Linked DNA regions of Homo sapiens: region 2 is linked to region 1. A link is an interaction called in ENCODE POLR2A ChIA-PET data of the cell type or tissue named here. Cell type or tissue: K562. All regions are shown on one strand. Each heading gives the region's core, and the rest is flanking DNA. Links, peaks and the distances in the headings are about the cores only.

Evidence for each region. ChIA-PET counts read pairs that join two places held together with the same protein. Peaks named below come from ENCODE experiments on the same cell type or tissue, not always from the same donor. Only the 100,000 strongest peaks of a DNase experiment are listed, where the experiment ranks them.
Region 2: POLR2A ChIA-PET joins it to region 1 with 5 read pairs; 3 of 35 experiments call an interaction of 5 or more read pairs at or near these places.

The regions. Positions count from the first base shown.
Region 1 is chr7:135,187,886-135,195,684 of GRCh38, forward strand. It overlaps WDR91 (WD repeat domain 91), which reads right to left. Exons shown (of 15, transcript NM_014149.4): 9 at 7,049-7,199; 10 at 5,693-5,787; 11 at 5,346-5,514; 12 at 1,459-1,567; 13 at 548-660. Among named protein-coding and RNA genes, the nearest start is that of MIR6509, 15 kb to the right of the region's middle. RefSeq lists enhancers at 600-819, 860-989, 5,311-6,510. In K562, for the core only: no CTCF peak of the experiment used is centred there; no DNase peak of the experiment used is centred there.
Region 2 is chr7:135,241,826-135,254,425 of GRCh38, forward strand. STRA8 (stimulated by retinoic acid 8) reads left to right here. Exons shown (of 9, transcript NM_001394401.1): 3 at 956-1,031; 4 at 1,501-1,585; 5 at 3,463-3,702; 6 at 4,592-4,877; 7 at 9,971-10,044. Among named protein-coding and RNA genes, the nearest start is that of STRA8, 14 kb to the left of the region's middle. RefSeq lists a silencer at 8,708-8,858. In K562, for the core only: no CTCF peak of the experiment used is centred there; a DNase peak (open chromatin) is centred at 5,786; H3K4me3 peaks cover 1,051 bases; H3K27me3 peaks cover 1,161 bases.

The sequences.
Region 1 (7,799 bases), core at 1,860-4,359:
CCAAAAGTCCAGGCAGGCACACATGGAAAGGGCATCCTTCTCCCATCTCTGCCCCTGCCAGCTCCCCCTCTGAGGCAGTCACTATTCCTAGTTCCTAACCCTCCACAGAGGGAATCTACCAGGGGCATGTACTTTTCCTTTTTTTCTGGCTTCTTGTTTACATCTCTGGGCTCTGCTGGGGTCTGTACACATCTAAGAAGCTGTACCCAGCCACTCAGCAAACTACACATCCATGAGTGGTCCTGGGACCACTCACTACCAAGCCCAGCAAAGCAAACTCAGCCCTAAATCCAGACCCCACAGATACATCTATGGTAAGATGAGTAATTTTTGGTACTTCCTTTCATAAGGATAGCCAACTCCCACTGAATTCACTAAAACCTCGCAAAGATTGTAAGACGAATTACTAGTTTATCCCTATTCTACAGATAACAAAGCTGCAAAAAGAGGCCCCAGGTTGCAGAGCTAGTAACAGGTATGGCCACAACCTGCAGCCGGCCCACATGTCATCCCGGTGCTCTCTTATCTGAATCCTGCAGCCGCCTACCTTCCCGTCCTCGCCGATGCTGTACACGGTGTTCTCATCATAGCTGAACTCCACAGAGTAGACCTCCCCGTAGTGGGCCCTCCAGCTCATCGCGCACTCATGCTGCTGCATGTCTGAGGCAATGAGACACGGCCACTCACATCCTGGCCAGGGCTCTGCAGAAGGAATCTGCCTGCAGCAGGAGGCCCCCTCACCCTCTACTCAGGCTGACAGCTGTTCTGGAAGCCAAGGGCAGGCACCCAGGACCCAATGAGCGCCATAAAGCTGCCCCTGCCCAAGAGGTCAGGCTGCTTCTAAGCCTCAGAGGCAGCTTCTTTCACCAGGTCAGAAGTGAGGCTCAGGAGTCCCTGGGGGGAGCTCACCTGGGGAGCCCTAAGTCTAGGAAGACACCTGAGAAACTCCCCTCTGTAACTTCCCCATGTGCCCTGGGAATCCCCTAAAGATACAGTTGCCTTGCCCCAGCCCAGGCTCTGGGGATGTCTCCTGGGGACAGAGCCCAACCTGGGGATTTCTACACAGCATGCCAGGTGATTCTGATGTATGCCTCTGGTTAAGGAGCACTGTTCTGATGCTTTTGAGAATCAACTACCCACAGCAAGTAGGTAGGACAGCAGTACTCTTGTATGCCCTCCTGTATTTCACATGGGTGACAAGGACTCAGATGGAACAACTCAAGACTCAAGGACCGCTGAGCTCCACCCCCTCCCATGTCTATTGACACTAACTATGGGCGAGTTTATTACGGTGGGTGTTTTGAAAACGTTGACCAAAGTTAAGCTGTAGTACATGCATCTGAAGTCAGGGTTTTGCAAAAGCCTCTAGCCCAGCTGGCAAAAAAATCCAACGTCGGCAAAAAAAATTGCCTGGGAAATCTAAGGAGATCAAGGATTGCTATGAGCACACTTGCATACCAAACAGCCGGATGACGCCATCAGCTGCCCCTGTGACCAGCAGGTTCCCGTTGTGATTGAAGGCTGTACAGTTGATAGCAATGGGTTCTGGATCCAGGGAGAACTGGAGCTATTGAAATAAAACAAAAATGTCAGTAGCAGATCTTCACTCAGCCCAGGCACGCTGCTTATTCCAATGCAGACAGGTGCCCCAGACTGGGTTTTCCACCAGCTCCTCCCTTATGTAATCTGGAAATGTAGATCTGAGCCTTTGCCAAAGTGCTGTGCCAGTGACCTTCTGTGCTCTTTTGAGAACAAGTTCTCTGTGCCTAAATACATTCTGGTTTCCATAGAGAAATGATAATCCATGCTTGCTCCATTATAAAAGAAATAATACATATCTTAGCAACCTACACTTCACCCAGAATGCATTCCAAGCAAATTCTCATTGAAAAGTCTTATGCCCTCAGAAAATAACACTTCATCAACTGCCTTTGATGACAGACAACACTAATAAACCTGCCCTATGGCTCCCCACAGAAACACTCAGAAATATAGTAGCAAACAAAACCACCTCATAGAACATAATGTCTATTAATTACATAATTAATGAACACTATCATTTCAAACAATATGAAACCCTGGGAACACTAAATAATCCTCCTGAAATTAAAAATGCAAGATAGAATGTTATTTAAAATACACACAGAGTACTGAGCTAGCAAATAAAAGAATCCTCTAGGGCCACAACTAAGAGAAAGCAAGAACGCAGAGAACCAGTGCACTCCAAAGCCGGCTTTCACTATGGGGAATTAATCAGATCCAGATGACTCAAGTTCCCATTCTGCTACCCATGAGGAGCTCAGGAGCCTGGAGACAACCATGTGTGATCTGCCCAAGGTCAGGCGATAAGAAACCGTCACATGGAGCTGAGACTCCAAAGAGCTATACCTTCAGTGCAGGAATGAACTAGAAACAAACCTACTTCACAGAAAGGGATAACAAGAAAACTTACCTCCCTGCAAATTCATAACCACAAACTAGCCCTGACGTGGGAGGAACCTGGCAAAAATTAATGCAAATCCAAAGAAATGCACCTCCAACCCAGGCCTCAAAATATTCTCAGAGATACTGGCCCAAAAAACACCATGATCACAATTCATAAGAAACAGGAAAATAAGGCAAAAGGAGCCAGCACCCACAGAGACAACAGAGCAGAATCAGACCCACAAAGACTTCAGACATTAGATTTATAATGAGAACATACAAGCACATTCAATTGTTCAACAAAATAAAATAAGGAATTGAAAATATGGGTAAAAATGAGAGACTATAAACACGACAAAGCAGGTTTTAAAAAATGAAGGTGAGCTTCTAAAAATGAGAAACACAATAACTGAAATTACCATCCTAATAAATAGATGAAACAGAAGATTAGATATAGTAGAGGAGAGATTAGCAAACTGATGGATCTGAAGAAACTATTATCAAGAATGCAGCAAAGTGAAACAAAAAAGAGGAAGAGGCAAGTTCTAACACATATGGAATGGGAGTTCCAGAAGGCAAGAGATGATCAGAGAACAGCAATACTGGAAAAAATGATGACTGAGAATTTTCCAGAATTGAACAGACACAAATCCTCTGATTCAGAAAACAAATCCCAAGCAAAACTTCAAAAAAATTAATTTCAAAAGTTAAGAACCAGAAAATCCACATCCAGAGAACCAGGTAAGATTTTAAAAGCAGCCAGAGAGAAAAGACAACAAAGGAATGCCAATTACATGGAGAGCTAATGTCCCGGTCTCAGCAAAGGCAGCCAGAGGATGGACCAAGTCACAAGGTTAGGGAAGCAGTGTTCAGCCTGGAATACAAGAAGCTATTCTAGAAAAACACATATACTGTGGTTTATTCATATGGAGTCAGAAAACCTGCAAAACAAAAATTCGGTTGTTTAGGGATATATAGTAATTGACATGATAAAGTAATTTTTTAAATGTAAGGCAGGCCGGGTGCAGTGGCTCATGCCTGTAATCCTAGTACTTTGGGAAGCCCAGGTGGGTGGATCACCTGAGGTCAGGAGTTCGAGACCTGGCCAACATGGTGAAACCCCATTTCTACTAAAAATACAAAAAATTAGCTGGGTGTGGTGGTGGGCACCTGTAATCCCAGCTACTCAGGAGGTTGAGGCAGAAGAATTGCTTGAACTCAGAAGGCGGATGTTGTGCTGAGCAGAGATTGTGCCGCTGCACTCCAGCCTGGGTGACAGAGCAAGACTCCATCTCAAAAAAAAAAAAAAAAAAAAAGTAAGGCAACAGTATGACAAAATTCAAGACAGGTTCTCTCTGGAAGGGAAAAAGACCAAGACTGGGAAGGGCTACACAAGAGCTAAAAAGTATTGGTGATGTTCTGTATAAACTGTGATGGGTCTGTGGGTGCTCACTGTACTGCTTTTCTTCTCATTATACTATACACCTATGATTTCAATATGCTTTTGTATGTATTCAATGTCTAATTAAAAACTTGAAAATCACAAGTAAACATATAATTACAAATTGTAATAAGAACTTTGGAGGAAAATACAAGATGCTATGAACTAAGAGGAATTGAATTAAACTGGTGGAGAGGACAGTGGGCAGGGAGGGGCACGAGAGATAGGTCTAGAGTATGTCCCTGGAAATGCAGAGAAGTGGTCAGACTGGAAACACACTGGCAGCATTTGCTTATGGACTGACTGTGTGAGCAGAGGGAAAAAGACAGGTCTGGGAAGAACCCCAATTTCTGTTGTGTTTTTTTTTTTTTTTTTTTTTTTTTTTGAGACAGGGTCTCACTCTGTCACCCAGGCTGGAATACAGTGGCACCACATCAGCTCACTGCAGCCTCCACCTCCCAGGCTCAAGCAATTCTCTTGCCTCAGCCTCCCAAGTAGCTGGGACTACAAGTGAGCACCACCACACCTGGCTAATTTTTAAGTTTTTTGTAGAGACAAGGGCTCACTACATTGCCCAGGCTGGACTTGAACTCCTGGCCTCAAGCAATCCATCTGCCTCAGCTTCCCAAAGTGCTGGGATTACAGGCATGAGCAACTGCTCCTGGCCAAGATCCCCAATTTCTAAGTGAGGCACATTTGCCAAAGTGAGGAAAATTATGAGGGGAGGGATGGATGTGGCAAGGGGTGGAGGTCAAGAATTCGAGTGTGACCCTGACGGGCCTGAGAGGTCTGACAGACCCAAAGGGAACACAGACCACTTCTACAGGCAGATGCAGAACAGAACAAACTGAACATCTGGAACAGGAACCCACTGAAAGCAGGAGCCTTGAGCTTCCAGCAGCATCAGGAAACAATGTGTTCAACATAAAGGCCATATGACTTGTAAGCAGTGAAACGAATCATTTTAATAAGAAGTAGCACTGCCTTGGAAGGTGAGTTTAGCATCATTCAATCTCTCTGGGGCTCAGGGTGGCAGCTGCAGCATCTATTACTGTCTTGAAGGAAGGGGTCCTTGGCTCTGAGGTGGTGCCCAGGTCCCCTGGGAGCAAGTTCACAGGCTGTCTGGTCACCTCGCTTCTTACGAATCTGTATGTGTCCTTGCTACTGCTGGCTGCTGCTGCTATAATTCTCATACAATTTTAAGGTAACAGTATGTCAGAGGGAGGCACGAGTCCTCTCCTAAATAATCAACCACAGGGGCCCTCTGGTAGGTTCTGGGTGTCTTCTAAGTTTGTGGCACAATTCTGAATGACATGTCACTAACAATCTGCCCAGTTGGAGTACACTACTTTTCAACACTCAAAACTTTATTAAAAATCTGAGGAGACCAAAGCAAAAAGAGGGAAGAGGCTCTTCAGAAACCCAGGGGAATACAGAGTGTGTGCCTGGCCCCAGAGAGAGCCACAGGGCAGGCCCGTACCTGCTGCTTCATGGTTTTCGTGTCCCACAGCAGCAGCCTGCCAGGAACCTGGTTCATGCCCTTGCTGCCGATGTCTGGTGCTGAGAAGTCCACCTGGGAAGTGAGGCTCGGAGCTGCTGCCGAACAGACGAAAGAGGCCCCGTTGGGGCTGCACGCAAGAGACAGGATTCTGCAACACACATGGGCCTGGGTCAGACCCTCTGCCTGCCCACAGAGGGAGGGTGCACTTTGGTCCTGAGGCTGGATCCTGCACAGGAGATGGGGCATTAGGCTTGGGAAAGGACCAGCCCCGCGGACCACACTTGGCAGCCTGCGGCCTTGATGGTGGGGGGTAGGTTCCAGTTCACCTGGGCATGTTGTCGTTGATATTGATTTCACAGAGATTCTTCTTGGCTTCCGTGTCATAGAGACGCACTGTTCCCACACCACTGCCCAGCAAGAGCTGGAATGACAAGGGGCGGGAGGTGGGAAGGATAGCATGGAGTGAGGCTGAGTCAGGGAGGATCTCCAGAGGGGGTGAGGCTGGGCAGGCTGTGGGGGTGAGGCCCCTCCTCTACGCATCCAGGCAGTTCAGGGGAAATCTGGCTACAATGAGCCTCACTTTAAAATTAAACAAAGACGTGAGAGCTGACCTTGAACTTCTAAGCAAAACCACAAAAAGTATCTGTGGAATGGGAGAGACGCGTCACCTTGGACACATATGGAAATGTTCTGGCTGGTGAATGAGGCCCTCTGATCCTCCCTTTCTTCAGTTTGAAACCCCAGCTGTTGGAACCCTTCCTTCCCACTCTTGGTCTGCCCAGCACCCCTCCCAGCGTACTCGCTTCGGCTGCCACAGGGCCTGGGTGACTCCCATTTGCCTTTTCAGGGGACAGCTCTGGCTCTGGGTCTGTAAAGACCTCCAGAAAAAAAAATAAAAGGGGCTATCCTTGCCTTCAGGAACTTGTGACTTATTTGGTGAAAAGCTTCAAAGATAATAATAGTGCCAGAGGAAAGTGCCAGAAGCAGCCCAGGTCTGAGGGTGTCTCACAGGAATATTAGGTAGAGTGTGACCTCGGCATTCACTTGGCAAACTGGCGCTGGCACAGGGCAAGCCCTGAGGTCCTCATCCATGAGGATAATCCCTTCAGCTGCCAAAAATTATAGAAAAACAGGGTTTGCATCTTGGGCTATGTGGTATGATCCCCACAAATGAAGTAAAAGAAAAAACAGCAAGGCAATTTTACCTCCTTAACTACAAGTCCTATCTCAAATATCAAATCCAGAGGGAAGAACACTGTACTATTCCTGGGGACAATAAGACCCATGGGAACCACAAAATAGAACACCAGCCCCTCACCAGCGGAAGCCACTTCCCGTGGGGCCTGGCACGGGAGGGCGCCCACTGAAACTGCAGCTGGAAACACAGACAAATGGAGGGACAGCAGTCAGGCAGGTGGTCCCCAGGGCGGACCACCACAAACAGGAAGAAGCCGTGTGTTCCAGGCCCCCTGCAGCTCATTTCCATCTGTCAATCTGGTAACCTCCCTGTCTTCCCACAACAGGAGCCTTCTGGGCCAGTCCTGGATGTGTGTCCCTGAATCCCCAATAATGGAGAGAAGGGAGGGGAACTGGCTTGGCTGTCTTGACTCAGCCGGTGGAGAACCCTGGGGAATTCCTCCACTGAGCCAGCAAAGCGGGCCCCACAGGCCACCATTACTCACCAGTCTGTCCCGTTTGGTGGCCCATTCCAAAGACAGCAGCGGTGATTTGGAAATGGAGGATGCTTTGGTCTGCATGATGGGGTTGAAGGACCACACTTTGATGACCCCATCTACGTCTAAGCTGGCGACTCTCCTCCCAGAGCAGTCCACTCTGAGATGAGAGAAAAGGGAGGCCTGTCAGCTGGCCTCTCAGTCCCCATCCTCTTCTGCTAATGCCAAGATGATCACTTTCCTGACTTCCTTACTGTTTTAAAAAAACAATCCCTAGAGGTCTACATTCAAAGGACTGGTATAGACTATTTCTAGAAATATTCATTCATTCGTTTGTCTAAGAAATACTTATTAAGTGCCAACCATGTGCGGAGCTTTTGGTCAATTCTGGGCAAAGAGCCGTGAGCAAGAGTTGCAGGGCCCTGCCCTGAGGCCATTTGCAGTCTCTGGAGATTTAGAGCCTCCAACTCACACTCCAGAACAGCCCAAGGGCCCCAAGAGCCATCAGGGCTGTCAAAACGAGAAACCCATCTACAGCTGAAAATTATGCCCCACCAGGGTTTGTTCTTGAAAGGTTTATACTGTGCTTAAGTAAAAACTTACAAATGGTAAATTACAAATCAGGTATTTACCTAAAAGTACCATCATAAAGCAAATTAAAATTGAGTGAGTTTGGGGGGCTAAAATAAAGTGTAACTTGTTCCTAAAACTGAGAGAAACACAATTAGAAAGGGCAGAGAGGCCCGGTGCGGTGGCTTAC
Region 2 (12,600 bases), core at 4,314-6,813, 56 kb after region 1:
CCCTGGGACTTACCACATAGTTTTGCCCTTGTACATGCCCAAGGGATGCATGCAGCCCCTGACAGATATAGGTGGTCAGCCTAACAAACAACATTTAGCATTGCTCGTTTTTGAATAATCTTGCTGTTACCATTTTAGCATTGCTCGTTTTTGAATAATCTTGCTGTTACCATTTTGACTTTAATAATGTTACATACAGGAAGTAAGGAGGGAAGAAGGAAGGAAGAGAAGAGGAGGAAGGAAAGAAAAAGGAAGGAAGGAAAGGAAGGGAGGGAGGGAGGGAGGGAAAAAAGGAAGTTGGAAGGGAGGAAGGGAGGAAGGAAGGAGGGAAGGAGGGAGGGAAAAAAGGAAGGAAGTTGGAAGGAAGGAAGGGGGAGGGAGGGAGGGGAGCAGAAGGGAGGGGAGGGAGGGAGAGAGGGAGGGAGGGAAAAAGGGAAAGAGGGAAATTTAGAGTTCAGGTTGACAGCATTTGATAAGTTTTTAGATCATCTGGAGCGTATGCAGTTAGCAAATAAAAATAGTGGGAGAATAGGACATTTAATATTAACTAGCCCTTTGCACAGGGTTACCACTGAGCTGAAGTCTAGCTCTGCTTTGTGCAAGCCTGGGGTTGACGTTCATGCAGAATGCGCCTCTTCCATCACTCCTTATTCCACCTTCAAGCCGCCTCTGTAGTCATTTGCCTTTCTACAGCACTAGCAATTTGCTGAACAAAGCTTAACTCTTTCCAAATCCTTTGGCATTTCGGTGAGAACCCACTTCTAGGCTACAAACAAAACTTCCTGCCTCCTGTGCATCAGAACAAACTTCCTATTCTTTTTACTGACAAGGTTAAGGGATGTGACTTTGCATCTGAGGGAGCGTGGCCTCAGCCCTGGGAAGGGATTCCTGGGTCCACAAAATCAGTCTCTGCAGTGAGAGGCTGGCTTTCAGCATTGTCTCTGTCTATCCTCAGTGGCAGGTTCTGAATAAGGCAAAGAGTCATATTCCAGAACTGGAGCAAACCCTGGATAATTTGCTGAAGCTGAAAGGTAATGGAGCACTACTTGCCAACCCCATCTCCCTCCCTGGAGAAAACTGGATCTGTTTTTCTATTGAAAACAGAAGTTGGGTTACAATGAATCAACAAATATTTATTGAGGGCCTACTGTGTGCCAGGAACTGTGCTTGGGCCAATGTTGAGGGTCCCTGTCCTTAGTGAGCCTGCAGTCCAGCAAGACTGGCCAGAGTCACCAGGCCATGAGACTCTGATGAGTTCCCTACTGGAGTGCTGCCAAAGGCACCTGATCTCATCTTCAGAGGCCAGAGGAAAAGTGGGCTCCTGCTTGTCTAAGGCTCTCCCTTCACACCTAGAAGGAAAAACTGGACCCTGGTCTCCCTAATGCTGACCCTGGAGGGTTCAGGGTCCCACCCACAGCCCACCTGGGCCAGAAGGGTGGGAGAGACTCAACAGAGGCCTGACTTTTCTCTTTGTGTTCCTGGTCTTCAACTCCCCAATAGCATCCTTCAACCTGGAAGATGGGCATGCAAGCAGCTTAGAGGAGGTCAAGAAAGAATATGCCAGCATGTATTCTGGAAATGACAGGTAAGACACCACAAACCCCAGGAAGCTGGGGACCTGCTGTGTCCTCACAGCCATCAGTACTGTCTGGTGGCAACTCACCCTTCCTCTCCAGCCTGCAGGACCATCAGGGCTGCTGCTCACCATTCAAAACAGCCATATGCTGGAGACCATTCGTTTCTCTTTTATTCTAGCAACATGCATCAATTTTTTCCCAATTATAAAAAGATACATGCTTATCACAGAAGATGCAGAAAATACACAAAAGCCAGAAAATATATATTGTCCCAGAACTCAAAGAAAATCAATGTTAATTTTCAAGAAAATCCATCAAGTTTTTAAAAAATGTTGCACATTATTCTTTAGAGAAATGAGCCCATAGTGTTTACATTATATTATAGCTTTTTCTATATGTATTTTTTAAAGCCACAACTAATGTCTTTCTTGGAGGATACATATGACAATCAGGAAAATGCAAATCTCAGTCTATATTCCAAGCCTCCTAAGAAAAGCTAAATTAAACTTCAGCAACGAAAAGGAACCATGGTACACCCAGGTGTCACAAATGCTGAAAGGGGAACATTATTAATGTCACATTCATACTTTGAAGGAGAAACTGATTTGAGAAATGTACTTTTATGATCTCATGGTTTTTTGTTTTTGTTTTTGGTTTGGTTTGGTTTGTTTTTTGAGACGGAGTCTCACTCTGTCACCCAGGCTGGAGTGCAGTGGCATGATCTCAGTTCACTGCCACCTTTGCCTCCCAGGTTCAAGAACTTCTCCTGCCTCAGACTCCCAAGTAGCTGGGATTACAGGCGCCTGCCACCACGCCTGGCTAGTTTTTGTATTTTTAGTAGACACGGGGTTTCAACATGTTGCCCAAGCTGGTCTCAAACTCTGACCTCAAGGTATCTACCTGCCTTGGCCTCCCAAAGTGTTGGGATTACAGGTGTGAGCTACCACGCCCAGCTGAGCTTGCTTTTTTGACTCAACATGTTACCTTGGGGATTATTCCTCTAAGTATAAAGAGATCCTGGGTGCAGGTCCTGACTTTTCCAAATTATATCCTATTGTTTCATTCTCTTCAAGGTGTCTTTTGAAGAGCAGAATTTGCAAATTTTGATGAGTCCAATTTATCCTGTTTTTAATAGATTGAGCTTTTTGTTTAAAACTAAGTATGTCATTTTTTCATGCTATTGTAAATGATGCTTTTTAAAATTTCAATTTCCAACTGTTCATTGCTACTATGTAGCAATATTATTCATTTTTATATTCTGATATTGTCTTCTGCAACCTTGCTAAATTCCCTTCTTGGTTCTAATGACATGTGTGTAGATTATTTGAGATTTTTCTACACAGATAATCACACTGTCTGCAAATAAAGACAGATTTGTCTCTTCTGCTCCAATGTATATTCCTTTTTTTGCTTGCCTTACTGGACTGTCTAGAACCTCCAGAACAATTTTGAATAGAAGTAGTAAGAGTGGACAGTCTCATTTTATTCCTGATCAAGAGGGGAAACTGTCTTTTGCCATTAAGCACGATGTTAGCGGTAGGTTTTTTGGAGATACCCTTTATCAGGTTAACAAAGCTCCTTTTTATTCCTAGTTTGCTGAGAGTTTTTATCATGCATGGATGTTGATTTTGTCAGATGCTTTTTCTGCATCTATTGAGGTTTTTCTTCTGTAGTCTGTTGATATGGTGAATTGCATTGATTGATTTTCAAATGTTGAACCAGTTCTCTTGCATTCCTAGGAAAAAGCTCATTTGGTCATGATGTGTACACCTACACACACACACATACATATACATGTATACTTGCTAAAGTTGCTAAGAATTTCTTGTCCATGTTCATGAGGGATATTAATCTATAGTTGTCTTGTTTCTGTTTTCTTTCCCAGCCTGCTTTCAAACAGTTTTCCTCAGAATGGTTCCTCCCCTTGGTGCCCAACTGAGGCAGTCAGGAAGGATGCTGAGGAGGAGGAAGATGAGGAAGAGGAAGATCAAGAAGAAGAGGAGGAGGAAGAAGAAGAGGAGGAGGAGGAAGAGGAGGAAGAGGAAGAGGAGGAGGAGGAAGAGGAGAAAAAAGTGATCTTATACTCCCCAGGAACTTTGTCGCCTGACCTCATGGAATTTGAACGGTGTGAACAGTTGGGTGGGGTGGCTCTGTGCACCCATGGAGCTCCCTCCCATGGGGAAGGGGACAGAGGCTCTGGCTGGGGTATGCTGCAGCTGTGTGCCCCAGCTGGAGTGCATGGTTCAGACTAGGCCCTGAATCACGAAATCTCCAGGATTTTCATATGGGAGGGGCTGAGGGACAGGACTGGCAGAGAGGCTAGAGAAATAGTCTCAAAGCTACATTAGCATAGCACATACACTCATACAGTGTTTTTACTGAGACTGGGTGTTTATTTGGGGTGCCTTGTGGGGGGCACAGCTGATGGTGATTATGAGGGCTAACCCCTCTCTCCCCCAAAACACATACCCCCACAAGTCCGCACTGCTCTTACAGTAGGAAAGATGGCGAATGGCTGGCTCAGACGTCCCTTGCCACTGCCTCCTCCATAGACTCAAAGCCCCTCAGCAGCCATGTTGGCTTCCAGAGGAGTTGGCTCAATAGCAGGAGGCTCTCTCCACAGCCGAGCCTGACTTTCGGGCTGCAGGTTAAAGTTGGAGTCCTATCATGCCAGCACATTCATGGGCTCAGAATTTTCAAGAATATTCCCTTAGGATGAGAGCTGAGGCAGCTACGCCTCTTATCTGCTTCTGTCTAACACAGAAGGCTTCATGGGGCAGGGACTGGGAGAACTTGGGGAGGGGCCCCAAAGCCCAAGTCTATGTCCTTCATGGCCCCCAGGAAGGCTGCTGCTCTCCAAGGGCCAGGGGCGTGCAGAGTCTGAGAAGTCTCAGCCCTGGTGAGCCGTGGCGCCGTGGCCGGGCCTGCGTGCTGGGGTCCACACCATGAACCGAATCCCGAATCGCTTCGAGAGGGAGCTTTAGGGGTGCGAGACGGCGCCGCTTCTGTTCCAGGTATCTCAACTTTTACAAACAGACGATGGACCTTCTGACTGGCAGCGGGATCATTACCCCGCAGGAGGCGGCGCTGCCCATCGTCTCCGCGGCCATCTCCCACCTGTGGCAGAACCTCTCGGAGGAGAGGAAGGCCAGCCTCCGGCAGGCCTGGGCGCAGAAGCACCGCGGCCCTGCGACCCTGGCGGAGGCCTGCCGAGAGCCGGCCTGTGCCGAGGGCAGCGTGAAGGACAGCGGCGTGGACAGCCAGGGGGCCAGCTGCTCGCTGGTCTCCACGCCCGAGGAGGTGAGCAGGCCCACCGGGGTGGCGTGGATGGGGCACGGGAACCACCCTCGCCCTCGCCTGGGGACACCAGGGCTTTGCATTTAGCAGGTTGGAGGTGCAGTTTGCCTTCTGGCTCCCAAGGTCGGTTTCTGATTTTCTTTTTTCTCTTTTTTTTTTTTTTGAGACGGAGTCTCGCTCTGTCGCCCAGGCTGGAGTGCAGTGGCGCGATCTCGGCTCACTGCAAGCTCTGGCTCCCGGGTTCACCTCATTCTCCTGCCTCAGCCTCCCGAATAGCTGGGACTACAGGCGCCCGCCACCACGCCCGGCTAATTTTTTTGTATTTTTAGTAGAGACGGGGTTTCACTGTGTTAGCCAGGATGGTCTCGATCTCCTTACCTCGTGATCCACCCGCCTCGGCCTTCCGAAGTGCTGGGATTACAGGCGTGAGCCACCGCGCCCGGCCGGTTTCTGATTTTCTAATCCCTGGGGTCACGGAACAGTATTTGTTTTTCTGCGGTTAGTTTCCTGGCCTTTCCCTGGGGATGGCAGAAGACAAGTCTTGAGAGGTTGTCTCAGTTGGGATTCTTTGGGCTGCCAGGGCCTGGATTATTAAACCACGAAGAAATGCACTCCTCACACCCGGGGAGGTCCGAGGCAGGCAGAGGAGCTCACCATGTCCGCGTGGATTCAGGCCTCTCTTGGCTCTGCTCAGTTTCTTATCTTTCCCTGCCCTCCCCACCTCCTCCGGCTCCTGTGGCTATGGAATGGCAGCTAGAGCAATCGAACTGTCTTTCTTCCTACTCTACATCAGGTAAGACAAAGATTTCCTACGAAAGCTCTTTCTTAAGAGTTAAGGAAGAACTTTTCCGGAACCGCTCCTCCCCTCTCATTGGTTGGAACTGGCCAAATTGCCAGCCTGCTGAGCCAATGACTGGCCATAGAGGGAATCACACTTGGACCAATCAGGTCCAGCCCTTGAAAGGCCGTCAGTTCCCACCCCAAAGAGCACTGGGATCGCTCTGTGAAGGGGAGGTTACCACAACTGCTACCGTAAATGCATTTCTCAGCTTTCAGAACGCTAGTCAGAATGGCCGTGGCCATAGTCTGCAAAGCAGAGCATCAGGTAGCATTTGAGGTCGCCCTGCACGGAGATAAAAGTGGGCCCACAGCTGCTCTTCCAGTATGAGGACGGCCTCAGAACACTGCTCTACCACACGGCCCACGCTCGCTCCTCTAGCCCAGGCGCAGCCGATTCGCATTCTGCACATGCCCTGTGCTTCGTGGACATTTAGCATCCATGGCTTCCGCCTGATACAGGCCACCCCCTTGCCCTGACTTTCCAAATGCTCCTCAGTCGGGGCGCCTTTGAGGAGACGACATGCTAGTTTCCCAGAGTCTCTCTGTGGAGCCTTAGGGCCAGAGAGCGTCCGATTGTCTCTGACCCTGGAGTTACAGCCCTGGAATGCCTCCGTTTTTTAGAAGGTTCCTCAGCTATCAGGCCCAAGCCTGGAGAACGACAGAGATGTCACCCATTCCTGTCCTTCCAGTTTGCAGGCCTAACCAGCAGTGTGACTTGCCCAGAACTCCCAGCTCCTGCTTCAGTGACTGTGTCTCTGTCATCACACATTTTTTCACATTACTCTGCCCTTTGGTCACCTGTTGATGGTCAACCCTCCATTATCTCCCCTGATGCTTCTCAACTGAATCACCTGTGGAGTTTTTTTTTAAAGTCAGGTGCCTGGCTGGGCGCAGTGGCTCACACCTGTAATCCCAGCACTTGGGGAGGCCGAGCAAGGTGGGAGCAATGCTTGAGCCCAGGAGTTTGAGACCAGCCTGGGCAACACAGTGAGACTGCGTCTCTACTAAAAACTAAAAAAAAATAAAAAGGTGTGGTGGTGGTACACCTGTAGTCCCAGGTACTCAGGAGGCTGAGGCAGGAGGATCCTTTGACCCCAGGAGGTCAAGGCTGCAGTGAGCTATGATTGTGTCACTGCACTCCAGCCTGGCAACACAGCAAGACTCTATCTATCCCAGACACACTGAATCAGAGCCTCTGAGGGTGGGGCCTCAGGAATTGCATTTTTAACAAGCTTCCCTCGTGGCTAGTGCAGTAGGTCCTATTGGAGGGAACTCCCAGTGCAGATGTTCAATGGCCTACCAGCTACTGCCTTGGTCCTTTCCCCGACCCCCGAACATGGGTCCACCAGACTGTGGCTTCTGATCTGGTTTTCCTCTGATGTTGGGTCCACCATGAGAAGACATGCGTTCTGTTCCATGATGGCTCAAAAAAAGCCAGAAGATTAGGACCTCATACCCAAGGCTTGTATGAAAGGGCAGCCAAACAGATGTGTTTACAGCCCCAAAGTGCCAAGCCCTGGAGTCTCACATGAAGAAAACGAAAGGAAAATACAGTCATGGGCTACATAAAGATGTTTTGGGCAACAACAGACCACCTATACAATGGTGGTCACATAAGATGATAATGGAGCATATATGGAAACCTGATATATGGCACTCGATATTGGCATTGCACATCAAGTAGGGTAAATAATTGATATTCAGTAATGGAACTTGGATTTTTGGTTTTCCATATGAAAAAATATATATAAATAAATATATGGGCTGGGCGTGGTGATGCCAGTCTGTAATTCCAGCATTTTGGGAGGCCAAGGTGGGTGGATCATCTGAGGTCAGGAGTTCAAGACCAGCCTGGCCAAAATGGTGAAACACCATCTTTACTAAAAATACAAAAATTAGCTGGGCGTGGTGGCGAGTGCCTGTAACCCCAGCTACTCTGGAGGCTGAGGCAGGATAATCGCTTGAACCTGGGAGGTGGAGGTTGCAGTGAGCCGAGATCACACCATTGCACTCCAGCCTGGGTGACAAGAGTAAAACTCTGTCTCAAAAAAGAAAAGATAAATATATGTATATATGCCATCTAGGTTTGCATAAATACACTCTGTGATGTTCACATGACAAAGTTGCCTAAGGACACATTTCTCAGAACTTATCCCCATCAGTAAGTGATGCATGACAGTATCTACCAAATGCCTGAGCAATTCTGCCAAATTTGACTGTGCCAGCACGAACACTTCCCCAGGAAGAACACATCCAAAGAGAAAACAACCAGAATCTAATGTCTCCAAATCATGGAAACAGCTTTTCTGGGTTTTTCAGGGAGGCCTATGGGCTGATGTTTGTTGGGTATTAAGGGAAGCTGGCAGCAGATTCCCTCAGCTGTGGCCAGAAGCAGGGCTCTGCCTGCACTGCTGTGCCCAGGTTTAGGCCAGGCCAGGGCTGGGCGATAAGGTAGGCAGAACAGAGAACTCCCATGCCCGAGGCAGGGACAAAGCCACAGTTACTCCTGCTGAGCAGTGACACCACTGCAGCCCCTGGTCCACCTGGAGAGGTTCTGCTGCAGAACTGTTGTGTTAGAGGCCAGCAGCACGGTCAGATGGGCCCAGGAGGCTCTGGAATGCTCCATTTCAGTTCAGACATGAGCTTCCCTGTGAGTGTGGTGGCACTCTGGAAAGGCTGTGGAGCCTGGTCTGGGGTCCCCTCTCAGGCTGGCTTGTGAGGGGGATTTGCACAGGTGAGCACAATGTGTGGCCTGCGACTTTGGTGGGCTGATTGCTTAAGGACAGGGATTTCAGTTCTGGGTCCCTGTTTCAGGCCTGCCAGGGAGCAACATGTAGCTGATAGGCTTCAGAGCTGATGGACACTGAAGCACAGGTCTTTCTGTGGCCCCTTTCCAGATCCTCTTTGAAATGACCACAGAGATATCAAGTAGAAGGACAACAGAAAATGTCCGGAAAACTAAGAGAGGGGCCAGAGTCCCAAGGGATTCAGTTCCAGGAAGTCAATTGAAGGAAGACAGAAAGGGCAGACACCAATCCTCTTGGAAGAGCTGTGTGTTGCAGGAAGGGAAGAGGAGAGGAGAGACCCTGGCGGAACCTGCCAGTACCTGCCAACTCAGGGTCAGAGAACTTCCTCTCCTCTCCTAGGCGTGATTGCCAGTGCAAAGGAGATGTCAGTTAAAGTAAAGCATGCCCAGTTCAATTTTTAATACAAAAACGTCCCATGCATGATTCAAAACATTCTTATACTAAAAATTATTCATTCTTTATCTGAAATTCAAAATGTAACTAGGCATCCCGTATTTGTATTTGCTAAATCTGGCAGTCATGTAAGTGTAAATCATGTTTCTGTAACATATTTAATATTCTCTAACACATTAGGGGGAAGCAGGATGAAAAACTGTCTAAATAGCAAGATTCCAAATTGGAAATATATATTATAGACCTAGGGAAGTGACTGGAGAGAATTAGATCAATGTGTCAACAATGGATATCTGGGTGGGATTGTTTCTCAGTAATTCTTATTTTCTTGATCTGTTTCTATTTTCCAAAATTTCCACAATGAACATGTATGTCTCTTATAAAGCAGATAATGTTCAATTATGTGCCAGGTATGTCTGTTATAAAGTGGATAATGTTCAAATGTAACTAGATACTTCACATACATTATCTTACTTAATTCTTGGAATAGCCCTATGAGTAGACACTAATGTGATTCCTGTTTTATAGAGGAGGATTTGTGAGATGAAGTAACTTGTCCCAGGTCACACAGCTAGCAAGGGACACAGGCCTGGGAGTTGGCCTGCCTGCAGCCTAACCCAGAGCCTTCCTGACCCTCTGGATTCAGCTGTCCTGGCATGAGACAGCTAGACTGGGGACCCTGGGCTCCAATAATCTGTGCGCCTTGGGAAGTTTTGATGAGGTTTTTCTCAGTGGTAAACTGAGGCTCTGGTAATTGCATCTCACACCTGAGCTCCCACCTTCGTCGGCAAGAGGAATCACAATCCCCATTTCTTCCTGTCCCTCACAGCCACCTCCAGGGTTGGCAGTTTGTCCTGGGCACTCTAGAGTTTAGCATTTACCCCCTAGGAAGAACAGCAAGCAGAGCCCCTGGGTGTGGGCCCCAGCTCTGACATGCATGCCCTCTGGGGTATGTGTAAAGAGAGAGCCTTTCCACTCATCTCTCCCCAGCAGCCCAGGGCAAGCATGAAATTGTCAAGTTATTTCCAACACATGAAGTGTTGTGCTTTCTTTCAGATCCTTTTTGAGGATGCCTTTGATGTGGCAAGCTTCCTGGACAAAAGTGAGGTTCCGAGTACATCTAGCTCCAGGTGAGGAAGAGGGTGTGAGATAGCATGTGCCCCTGTGTGGGTGGATGTGAGATTGTGTGTGCGCAGGTGTGTATGTGTGAGTTTGCATGTGCATGAATGTGGTAAGTCAGAGACAGAGAGAGGAGACAGAGGGAGAGAGAGAGAGTGTGTGTGTGTGTGTGTGTGTGTGTGTGTGTGCACCCCTGCTGGGGTGTTCAGGGGCCTCTCCTCTGCAGTCCCTAGATGGGTGTTGTATTAGTCCATTCTCACACTGCTACAAAGAACTACCTGAGACTGGGTAATTTATAAAGAAAAGAGGTTTAAGTGACTCACAGTTCCACAGGCTGTAAAAGAGGCATGGCTGGGGAAACTTACAATCATGGTGGAAGGCAAAGGGGAAACCTGTATATCCTCACATGGTGACAGGAGAGAGAGTGAAGGGGGAAGTGCTACACACTTTTCAAATAACCAGATCTTGTGAGAACTCTTGTCATGAGAACAGCAAGGGGGACATCCACTTCCATGATTCAATCACACACCCCCTCACCAGGCCCCTCCTTCAACACATGGGGATTATAATTCAACAGGAGATTTGGGTGGGGACACAGAGCCAAATCAGATCTGGTGCCTAATTCAGTGGGTATTCTTGGGGATCCACCTTTTTTCTGTGATTGGAAGTGAGCTGGTCCTAGGATTGTGTCATTGCCCTGGGGATGACACTATCTGTGGCATCTTCAGAGTAGAAAATTCTTCCATCCTGGCGCAGGGCTGGGACATACCAGGTTATCAGCTGTAGGTTGTGGAAACTCATCTGTTCACTTTGCACCCCATTCCCAGTGTGTGTTAGTCCTGCTAACCTCCACTGAGGGCTGCTGTATCCCTGCCTTAAGTCCATTATATACTAAATGCCATAGGCTGGATGGCTTATAAACAACAGAAATGTATTTCTTACAGTTCTGGAGGTTGGGGAGTCTACGACCAAGGTGCCAGCAGAGTCAGAGGCTCGGTTTTTCACAGACGGCACCTTCTGGATAAAATTCACATGGTGTAGGGGCAAGGAATCTCTCTGGAACCTCTTTCTTTAAAAAAATTTTTTTTTTTTCTAAGACAGAGTCTCACTCTGTCACCCAGGCTGGAGTGCAGTGGTGTGATCTTGGCTCACTGCAACCTCCGCCTCCTGGGTTCAAGTGATTCTCCTGCCTCAGCCTGCCGAGTGGCTGGGATTACAGGTGCATGCCACTATGCTCAGCTAATTTTTGTATTTTTAGCAGAGACAGGGTTTTGCCATGTTGGCCAGGCTGGTCTCGAACCCCTGACCTCAGATGATCCACCCACCTCGGCTCCCAAAATGCTAGGATTACAGGCGTGAGCCACAGCGCCTGGCTCTGGGGCCTGTTTTATAAGGGCACTAATCCCATCATGAGGGGCCCATCTTCATGCCCTAGTCTATGATCTCCCGGAGTCCCCCACCTCCTAACACCATCACCCTGGGGATTAGGCTTCAGCATATGAATTTCGGAAGAACACAATCCATCGGTCTCTAGCACCCAGGGCAGCTTGCGGGCAGGTTCTCCCAGCTGACCTGGAAGGAGAAGGCGGGGAGGGGGCTCTGGGGCACAGAGAATAAGGGCCAACATGCAAATAGGCATGGGCCCTGAGTTTAGGGGACTCTCTGAGTTCTGCAAAGGGGGGTTGCTGCTTTTCATGGTGCTGATGGGAACGGATATGGAAGGAGGGGAGAAAAGGATAGCTGACCCCATGAAGTGGGAAGACACAAAATAGGATGTGAAAAGATTTTAAAACAAGAAGCAGCGTGACTAACAATGTCCCAAAGGTGTGTTTTCTGAGAGAAATCCTTTAGGACTGAAATTCCCTTGCTGCTTTGCTTGAAAAACCTGTGGTCTTAGAGCCTGAAGGCACAGGTTCTTCAGATACCTGTGCTGCTATCATGGCTAAAAAGAATCCTGGACATTTATTTTTCTGCTTTGGGGGTGAGAGGGACATATCCTTGTGATCCCAATGAATATCTCATTGTCCTCTCAAGGGGAGCCTGGCCTATGGGTGCCTGTGAGGCCTTGGGGCCACAGCTGTCCCTAGTAACCCAGCTGGCCTTTCAGCAGAGCTTCAGGGAAACCACACATCAACATTTTCCCTCCATTCTCCCTGTTCCACCCAGGCCTAGATGGACTTGGGGAGAAGTGGGATTGTCAGAGGAGGGCTTTGTCCTCTCCAAATCGACCTTACAGAGTGACTCAAGTGCTTCTCAGCTGTGAGTGGAGTTTCATTTTGCTGCAATTGGCTGGAAGACACATTCCTGTTTCTGTGCTGAGCTTGGACTGCAAAGACAACCATCGAGAAGCTGCCAGCCTGTCCTTGCCAGGCAATATTCAGAACTCCCTGCCCTGCTGATGGAACAGAAAAACAACCTATTAAAAATGTTCCACTTCCCCTAGAAAAGTCAGGGGTTGCTGCCAGAGGGTTCCTCATCCCGGGAGGAAGTGAGGGCTGCCTGCTGACTCACAGTGAGTGAGTGCCAGCTGTCCTACAGACACACAGCCTCTGTGCTCTAAGAAGCCC